Linked DNA regions of Mus musculus: region 1 is linked to region 2. A link is a loop called in an ENCODE intact Hi-C map of the cell type or tissue named here. Cell type or tissue: left cerebral cortex. All regions are shown on one strand. Links, peaks and the distances in the headings refer to the core of each region. The heading gives the core; the rest is flanking DNA.

What was found. Hi-C counts contacts between places; a loop is a spot of excess contacts. Peaks named below come from ENCODE experiments on the same cell type or tissue, not always from the same donor. Only the 100,000 strongest peaks of a DNase experiment are listed, where the experiment ranks them.
Region 1: it touches region 2 in a loop (5-fold over the local background); 1 of 42 quality-filtered maps calls a loop at or near these places.

What each region holds. Positions count from the first base shown.
Region 1 is chr5:66,072,667-66,077,057 of GRCm38, forward strand. All of the region lies in intron 3 of Rbm47 (RNA binding motif protein 47), which reads right to left. Among named protein-coding and RNA genes, the nearest start is that of Gm40310, 64 kb to the left of the region's middle. In left cerebral cortex, for the core only: no CTCF peak of the experiment used is centred there; DNase peaks (open chromatin) are centred at 2,524, 2,666 and 4,141.
Region 2 is chr5:65,755,468-65,759,858 of GRCm38, forward strand. No RefSeq gene overlaps it. Among named protein-coding and RNA genes, the nearest start is that of Gm46945, 2.7 kb to the left of the region's middle. In left cerebral cortex, for the core only: no CTCF peak of the experiment used is centred there; a DNase peak (open chromatin) is centred at 1,802.

The DNA.
Region 1 (4,391 bases), core at 295-4,294, 320 kb after region 2:
TGAGATGACTCAGCGGGTAAGAGCACTGACTGCTCTTCCGAAGGTCCTGAGTTCAAATCCCAGCAACCACATGGTGGCTCACAACCACCCATAATGAGATCTGGCCACCCTCTTCTGGTACGCCTGAAGTCAGCTATAGTGAACTTATGTGTAATAATAAATAAATCTTTTTTAAAAAATGAAATAAAATTTCCTCCCTTTCCCCTGTCTTTCTCTCTTGTCTGTTTTCTTGAGGCAGAGTCTCACTTTTTAGCCCAAGCTAGCCTTGATCTTATAGTAACCACTTCTGTATCCCAAGCGCTAGGATTAGAGGCATGAAGCCAAAGCCTGGCTAAAACTCTATTTTTAAACGATACTGCACTTCTGGGTGTGGTGACACACACCTTTATTTCCAACACTCAGGAGGCAGAAGCAGGTGGATCTGTGAGTTGAGAGGTAAGCCTGGGCTACATAGATAGTGAGACCCCGTCTAAAGGGAAGAGGGTGAGAAAAATATGTCCCACTACCATTCATAAGCCAGCATCTCCAAATATCTAATTTCTCTAATAAAAATACACTTTCCAAATCTGTTTCCTACTTAAAACAAGACAAATCTCTTTATTTTTTCCTACGGCACAAACAAGAGTGCTCCTGAGAAGTGTAGCCAGCACACCAGCTCAGAGAGCAGGCAAGAATGGAATAGAGGGTTCTCTAAATCACACGGAAGTCCAGGTGAATCGGGTCCCTCACCCAGGTATGTGTTCCTTCAACAGCATCCACTCCCTGCCCGTTTCTACATTCAGATTCTTATGCAGCACAAACAGTCCTTACCACTCAAGAAGTGGGATGCTAGTCCCAAGAGGACATCCTTGGGCCTGCTGTCTTCGTGAGGGGCTATTTATTGCTTTCTTAGAGTAACGTATCAAATAGCAGCAGAAAATGTAGTCAAGCTGCTCTAATTTTCTTAACAAATAATGAAAGATAAACAACTCCATAACCCTAACACTGGGGAGGCTAAGGATTGTGAGTTTGGAGCCATCCTGGGCTATATCTATAAGTTAGTTCTTGAGTTACAGAGCGAGGGAGATTCTGTATTAAACAACGAAACCATGAGCAAGCAGGTGTTTCCTATGTTCTTACAGTAAAAAGTCATTGCTGGAGGAGAAGCAGAATGAGATCTTTGTTTGGTTTCTTCCAGAGTTTGCATACGCAGCGAGCGGACACAGAGAGGACAGTCGTTTAAACAATGATCGATTTAAACCCATTGGGGTTTCACAATCCTTAAATGAGGGGAAGCTGCACGGGACACGGTTCAGTCTCTTGAACTCCTCAGCAGGTAGGAGTCCAGGTTCATTTGTGGTACAAAGTTCCGTTTAGGAATCCTGCTGGAAAGGAAGGCCAGCAGAAATAGGCCAGTGCGCTCTGACACACCAAACAGTGCCTCAGCAATGATGCTCAAAACCCACCTGGGGTTGGCATACCTAGCGGCAAACACACAGGCCACTGTGCTAGCAGGGAAAGGGCCCAGCTGCTAATTAGCTCTTTCAATATGAAATCCAGAGTAGGGACGCAGGAGGCCATCCTTGGGGTGATGGCTGTTAGACCCTATGGACATCCAAGGTATCTGTCTGGTTGCCTGAAAGCTTGGAAAGCATTCTGGGCACCCCTTGATTTGGGTACCCCTTGATTTCACTTCTCTTGTTCTCCCAGGCAGGAGAACAACGGCCCACAGAGCCACGTCAGTAACAATCTGGATGCACCTCCGCAGTTTCCTTTGCCAAGAATACTGAGAGCAAAAGAACTCTTCTTGGCAATCAGGTGTGGTAGTGTACACCTGCAATGCCAGCTTTCAGAGGCAGAAAGAGGTGGGATTGTCACAAGTTCAAGGTCAGCCTCAATTACATAGGCAGCCAGAGATATGTAGCAAAAGCTTGTCTCAGAATAACAAAACAAGGGGCCGGAGAGATGGCTCAACAATAAGTGCGTTGGCCGCTGGCTCTAAGGGCTCTTACAGAGTCTGTGTTCATCATCTCTACTGCAGTTCACAACCATCTGTCACTTCAGTTCCAGAGACTCTGATGGCCTCTCTCTGGCCTCCTTGGGTACCAAGCATAAACGTAGTGCACAGAAATTCATGCAGGCAAAACAATCATGCCTATGAATAAATAAATCTTTAAAACAAAACAAGGCATGACAGGTTTGTAAAATGCTGCTGAACTTCCGTGAGCTTAAGTGTTCACCTCCAGCACCCATGTTCAAGGTGGAGTAGATTTGTAATCCTTCTGCTGGAGAAGTAGAGACAGGAGGATTCCCGGGGCTCATAGCTCTACAAAGCCTAGCATTTTCAGCAAAGACCCAGAAGCCCTGTATGGTGGTTTGAATTAAAAACGCGCCGGTAGGTTCCTGTGTTGGAACACTCACTTCCTAGTTGGCAGCCCTGTCTCAAGAAGACTGTGAAACTTTAAAGAGGAAGTGTGTCACTGTGGGGTGAGCTTTGAGGTTGCCCCCTAGATTGTCCCTCTGATCTGTTTATATGAGTGTTTTGCCTGGATATGTAGGCATACCATGAGAGCACCTAGTGTCTGTAGAGAATGGAAAGGGTGCCGGATCCCCCGGAACTGGGGCTGTACACACTTAACTGCTGTATGGTGCAAAGTCCCCTGCAAGAACAGCATGTGCTCTTAAGTACTCTTCAGCCTGGCTTTGAGGTTTTATAGCCGGGCCCCACTTCCTGTCCTTTTACTCTGCTTCCTGTATGAGGAACACGAGCAGGCAGCTTCCTGCTTCTGCCTCCATAAATGCCTGTTGCCATACCTTCTCCACACAGGCACATGCGTGAGCGATCGTGTACACACACACACACACACACACACACACACATCTCTGTGTGCTTGAGAGTCATCTGACCAATTTTCTGCCCAAGGAAGCCACCTCTATTCCAGGGTTCCCCGCAAAGAGGTCCCTGCCAAGCCTACCAAGCAGGCCCACTGACCTCCTAGCCCCTAACCCTGGTTTTCCTTCGGCTCTGAAAGTTAAAGGCTAAGTTAAAAATCGAATCTAACCCACATCTATGTCTAGTTACAAAGACAACATCTATCCATCAGGGGGCATGGTGTGGATAAAAGTCAAGACTTAGGAGGAAAAGAAATTGTTTAAGGCCCCTTGCATTGAGCTCCACTGTGATGAAGATAGGGGAAAGGCAGGGCTTTCTTCAGACCTGTGGCAGGCAGCTGACAGGGTGAACATGGCAAATATATGGCTTTATGCAGATCATCCGACTGCTCCGAGCCTTGGTTCCCTTCAGTGAGAAGGGTGAAGGATTCCGAGCTAGCAGAGTTGTGTGGGGGCTAGGGGTGAACCCCTAACGCACTTGGTGCAGTGTCTCACACATGGAAGGCACACCATGAAGTCTGTGTTCTGAGAGGCCCCCGTAGACCAAAGGTAATGCTGACACAGGTCACCACACACTGTGCGGGTGGCAGGAGTGGGGCCAGAGAGAGAAGAGCTGGGTCCACGGAGGCGGAAAGTCCACACGTCAGCTCTTCTCCTAGCCAGATAGGTGGTCATATCGTTTATTTCAACGTTCTCATTTAACATCGCAAGACTAAAGCTAATGGTAGACATGGAGTTTATTTGAGAAAGGAGTTTTTTAAAAGATGTGTTGAATTATAAATTGTGTTTACAGGTGTGTTGGGGGTGTGGGGGTTGCACCAGTGTCAAGGTGCCTACGGAGGCCAGAAGAGGATGCCCTGGAGCTGGCACTACAGGTTGTGGTGAGCACCCATGAAAGGGTACCAACTAAACTCGGGAAAAGAACCACTGACCAATCTCTCCAGGCCAAGAAAGTGGGGGGGTGGGGGTGGGTTCTTTTCTTTTTTCTTTTCTTTTTAACTGTACAATTACAAGATGTTGCCGCTGTGGTTGTCCATAAAGTTAAAGATATTCAAGGCCAGCTGGTGATTTTTTTTTTTAAAGTAGTGTCCTATGAAAGGCTCTCTACCAGTAGTGAGGAAAACGAACTCTGACTGCACAGAAAGCAGGAACCCTTGCTCTTTCTAGAAGCGATGTGAGATATTCAGTTGAGACACTCTCAGGGTAGTTTCACGGATGCCCCTGGGGAGAGAGTGGACCATGCAGCCATCGGGCCTCACTGACAAGATCTCACACACACAGCTCCGTCACACACCAAGGCCAAGTTTAGAACAGAGTCCCTCTCATTCACAGCTAGGAGGAAGTACTGTGAAGACACACGCTGTCTTTTATTATTCCGAGAAGGGACCTTCTGGACAAGACGTGCAGCTTTTTTCCCCAGAACGTTCCTTTCCCTGAACTCCTCTTCCCAAGGTGTCCCCTTGAGCCTGAGCCCCGTTGTAAGGACTTCCTCTGGTTCTATTTAAAACAGGGACCTTTGA
Region 2 (4,391 bases), core at 95-4,094:
AAAAAAAAAAAACAGGCACTTTTACCTGCTGAGCCATCCTGCCTGCCCTGAAAATACTTACTGTATCTATGCTCACTGTAGAGTGAGCTTTGCCGTCCCTTGGCTGACTGGGAGCTGCAGGTTTTGCTGCTGCCCAGCATCATGGAAGGGAATCTCACCCCCCTACCACCAGCAAAACAACTACACAAGTTCAAAATTCCGAGTAAAATGTCTTCTAAATGTTTGTGGCTTTTACATTTTCTTTAATAATTATTTATTTTATGTATATAAGTACATTGTAGCTGTATTCAGAAGAAGGCGTCTGATCACTTTATTACAGATGGTTGTGAGCCACCATGTGGTTGCTGGAAATTGGACTCAGGACCTCTGGAAGTCAGTGTTCCTAACCGCTGAGCCATCTCTCCAGCCCCCCTTTTACATTCTTTTCAAACACTGGAAGTTAAGCTCTTATAAATTGGGGACTATTCAAATACTGATCAAATGTACCAAGGTCAAAGGATGGGAAGGAGACCGAGGGCACAGGGCCAGTCTCGATGTGGAATTCTGGATTGGATCCTAGAACAGGAAAGAGTCCATTAGGAGAAAAGGCGGTTGAGCCTGAGTAGAGTGTAGTTGTTTTGCCAAGTGTGACACTTCTCCCTCAGGTTCACGTGCTGAAGATAGGGTCACCAGCTGCTGGTACTATTTTGGGAAGAGCAGTTTGATACAGGGATGGGGTGGGGGTGAGGTGAGGAGTGGGATCGGAGATTGGGATGTAAAATGAATGAATTAATGAGAGGAAAAAAAAAACCTGTAGAAGGTAGGCCTAGTGGGAGCAAGTAGGTCACCTGAGACATGTCCTTGGAGGCTATTTCTCTTCCCAGACCCTTCTCTGCATCAATTCTCAGCCTCTTGGCTGCCATGAAGTAAAGTCTCTTCCACACACTCCCGATACCATGATGTCTTACCTCAGGTGCCAAGCGAAGGACCGGGTACCTTGAACTGAAACTTGTGAAAGAAGGCTGGAGAGATGGCTTAGTGATTAAAAGCACGGGCTTCTCTCCCAGAGGACCTGGGTTCCATTCCCCAGCATCCACCGTAGCAACTCACAACTTCTATAGCTCTAGTCCCATGAGATCTGATTCCCTCTTCTGATGTGCAGAAAATAAAGAAAAAAATTAATTAATTGAAAAAAAAAAGAAACTGAAAGAAAGAGACAAAAGTAAAACCTTCAGATCTTTAAACAGCTTCCGGCTTCTGTCATGGCACTGCGATACACGGAACCATAGTTTCTGCACTGTTAACAAGCTGGTTCGGAAGACTAGTTATGCGTGTTAAAACCATGAGAAGCTAGGGGGAGAGTGTATTCAAACTCTTGACTTTTTTTTTTTTTTTTTGGTAAGTTTTCTGTTTGTGTGAAATCATCTCAATAAAAAGTATAGGTCATTGATGTGACTCAGTCTGTAGATGCACAAAACCTTGGGCTTTGGATGGGCAGTGGTGGCACACACCTTTAAATCTGGCACTTGGGAGGCAGAGGCAGGCTGATTTCTAAGTTCCCGGCCAGCTTGGTCTACAGAGCAAGTTCCAGGGCAGCCAGAAAAAAATCCCGTCTAGAAAAACAAAAAACCCCAAACAGAGAAGAAATCTTATTGAGCCATTCAGGTGGCTAAGACCAAATGAAAAGTTCCCATCAGACAATTTGTCAGGGAGGATGGATTGAGAAGCAGACCTGTGAGGCTTGCCCTAATTTCTTCTGTTCTTTGGTCAAGAATAAAGGGCAGGACTTGTTTTACATAGAACTAACTGCTAATGACTAATCCTTTCCCAATTAGGAGCCATGGGGGGTGGGGGGTGGGGAAACCATGCATTTTTAATTCCATCTCATTGGATAGAACTGTAGGAAAATAATGGCTGTGGAAAAACTTTGCTGGCATGTTTCTCTCTCCACCCCTTGGCTAGTCTGAAGGCAGGAGATTATTAGAAGCAGCTTAGGGATAGCGGGATAAGTTGTGCTTAGAAAACAGGAAAATTGAACCTCAGCTAATAAAAACTTGCTACAAGATGGAATCCTGTAGGTCTGTAGGAACTTGGATCAACCCTTCAGGGCTCAGCTGCCAAACATGAACTTCTCTGACTCAGTAATGTAGAAAAAATATCAGTTAAAATTTTTGCTGTGGGGCCTAGCAAACACAGAAGTGGATGCTCACAGTCAGCTATTGGATGGATCACAGGGCCCCCAATGGAGGAGCTAGAGAAAGTACCCAAGGAGCTAAAGAGATCTGCAACCCTATAGGTGGAACAACATTATGAACTAACCAGTACCCCGGAGCTCTTGACTCTAGCTGCATATGTATCAAAAGATGGTCTAGTTGGCCATCACTGGAAAGAGAGGCCCATTGGACTTGCAAACTTTATATGCCCCAGTACAGGGGAATGCCAGGGCCAAAAAGGGGGAGTGGGTGGGTAGGGGAGTGAGGGATGGGTATGGGGGACTTTTGGGATAGCATTGGAAATGTAAATGAGGAAAATACCTAATAAAAAATTTTTAAAAATTTTGCTGCATGAATCCCTAGGTTTTCCTGATATTGTCTCATAATGTGTAAACTAGACTGTTAATTTGCTATAAGAATACAACGCAGGTTGCTTATTTTACCACCATCTTGAGACACTCTTGTCTTGTAGGGAAAGCTTCAAGGAAGGCTTAGTCATAGACTATTGTCTGGTTAGCAGGAGCACGATAGCAAGGCTAGAGTGAGCAAATTATGAAAAATCTCAGTAATGGGGATAGAATTTCTAAGAAGTGCTGTTTTTTTTTTTTTTTTCCTTTCCTTTCTGAGACATACTCTTATAGCTTGCTGGTCTCAAATTTGATGTGTAGGCTAGCCCTGAACTCTTGATCCTCCTGCCTCTGCCTCTCAAGTGCTAGGATTCCACACAATGAGCTGATTCTTTGCTGCTGCTGTTATCTTTCCTGGGCGTTGAGCTGAAGCGGTGCACATACTGTGTTTTCCTACCTCTTCCCAGATTCCTGTTGAGGGGAAAGACAGAGGCTTACCAGAGTGACAGACTCTGGGAGAGCAGCCCAGGGCTGCTGGTCTGAGCTCTTCTTTCTCGAGTCAGTCGGCTCTGAGAGAGTATATATTTCCTCCAGGGTTCAGGACAACTTCTCTATCTTCCAAAGAGATCTTAGTATTTAGGGTTATCCTCATTCTGTGGTAATCTCTGTGGTGGCCATTCCTGGTTAACAAGCTGACTACATCTGAAAGAACTACAACCCAGAAATGGACACTCCTGTGATCCAGATTTTGGAGGCTGGAAGACACAGGCTTTTGATCTGGATCTTGAGGCACAGTGGCCATGAAAAGCTCAGGCCCAGGCAAGGTATTATAGGCCTTTAATCCCAGGAGACAGAGGCAAACAAATCTCTGAATTCAAGGCCAGTCTGAGACAGAGTAAGTTCCAAGTCCAGGCATTGGTGGTCATACCTTTAATCTGGGCCATACCTTCTACTGGAGGCCTATGTCAAGACAATGGAAGAAGGAGAGCGTCTTTTTCTCTGCCTGCTTGCACTTACTTGCCAGCACATCTGTTGGAGCCTACTTCTTCAGGACTCCAGCTTATACAGAAGACCAGTTCAAACACCCAGCCCTGAGGGACTGAGCAACTACTCCATTCTTGAACTTCTCACTCAGCTGCCCATTGTTGGGTTAGCTGGACTGTATGTCATTCCAATAAATTCCCTTAATATATAGAGACATTCCAAAGTTCTATGACTCTCAAGAACCCTTGTAAGTTTATCACCCTTTATTTTAGTTTCCTTATTATTTTTACTTCCATATTTTCTCACAACTTTGAGAAAAGCTGGTGCAGCAGTGAGAAGAGACGGACACTAAGTTTAGTTTTGTCCATGAAAACTTTGCTCATGTCACAATTCCTCCCTATTGGTAAGTTATCTCCTCTGGCTGGGTGGTGAGGTCTGTGCCTGGGATCCCAACACTCAAGGGGCAGAAATACAGGAACATGAATTCCAGGCCTGCTTGGGGTAATTATTGAGAACCTATCTCAAAATGAAGACAAAAAAGGGGGGGCTAGAGAGATGGTTCATTGAGGACTGCTTAGTGCTTTTCAGAAGACTCAAATTTGGTGACCTGGGTCATGTCTGGTGGTTCACAGGACAGTGACTCCAGTTCCTGAGAATCCAACACCAGCTTCTGTCCTGCAAATACCTGACATAGATGAACACAAAAAATACATCTTAATAATAAGGGAGCCGGGCATGGTGGTGTACGCCTTTAATCCCAGCACTTGGGAGGCAGAGGCAGGCGGATTTCTGAGTTCGAGGCCAGCCTTGTCTACAAAGTGAGTTCCAGGACAGCCAGGGCTACACAGAGAAACCCTGTCTCGAAAAA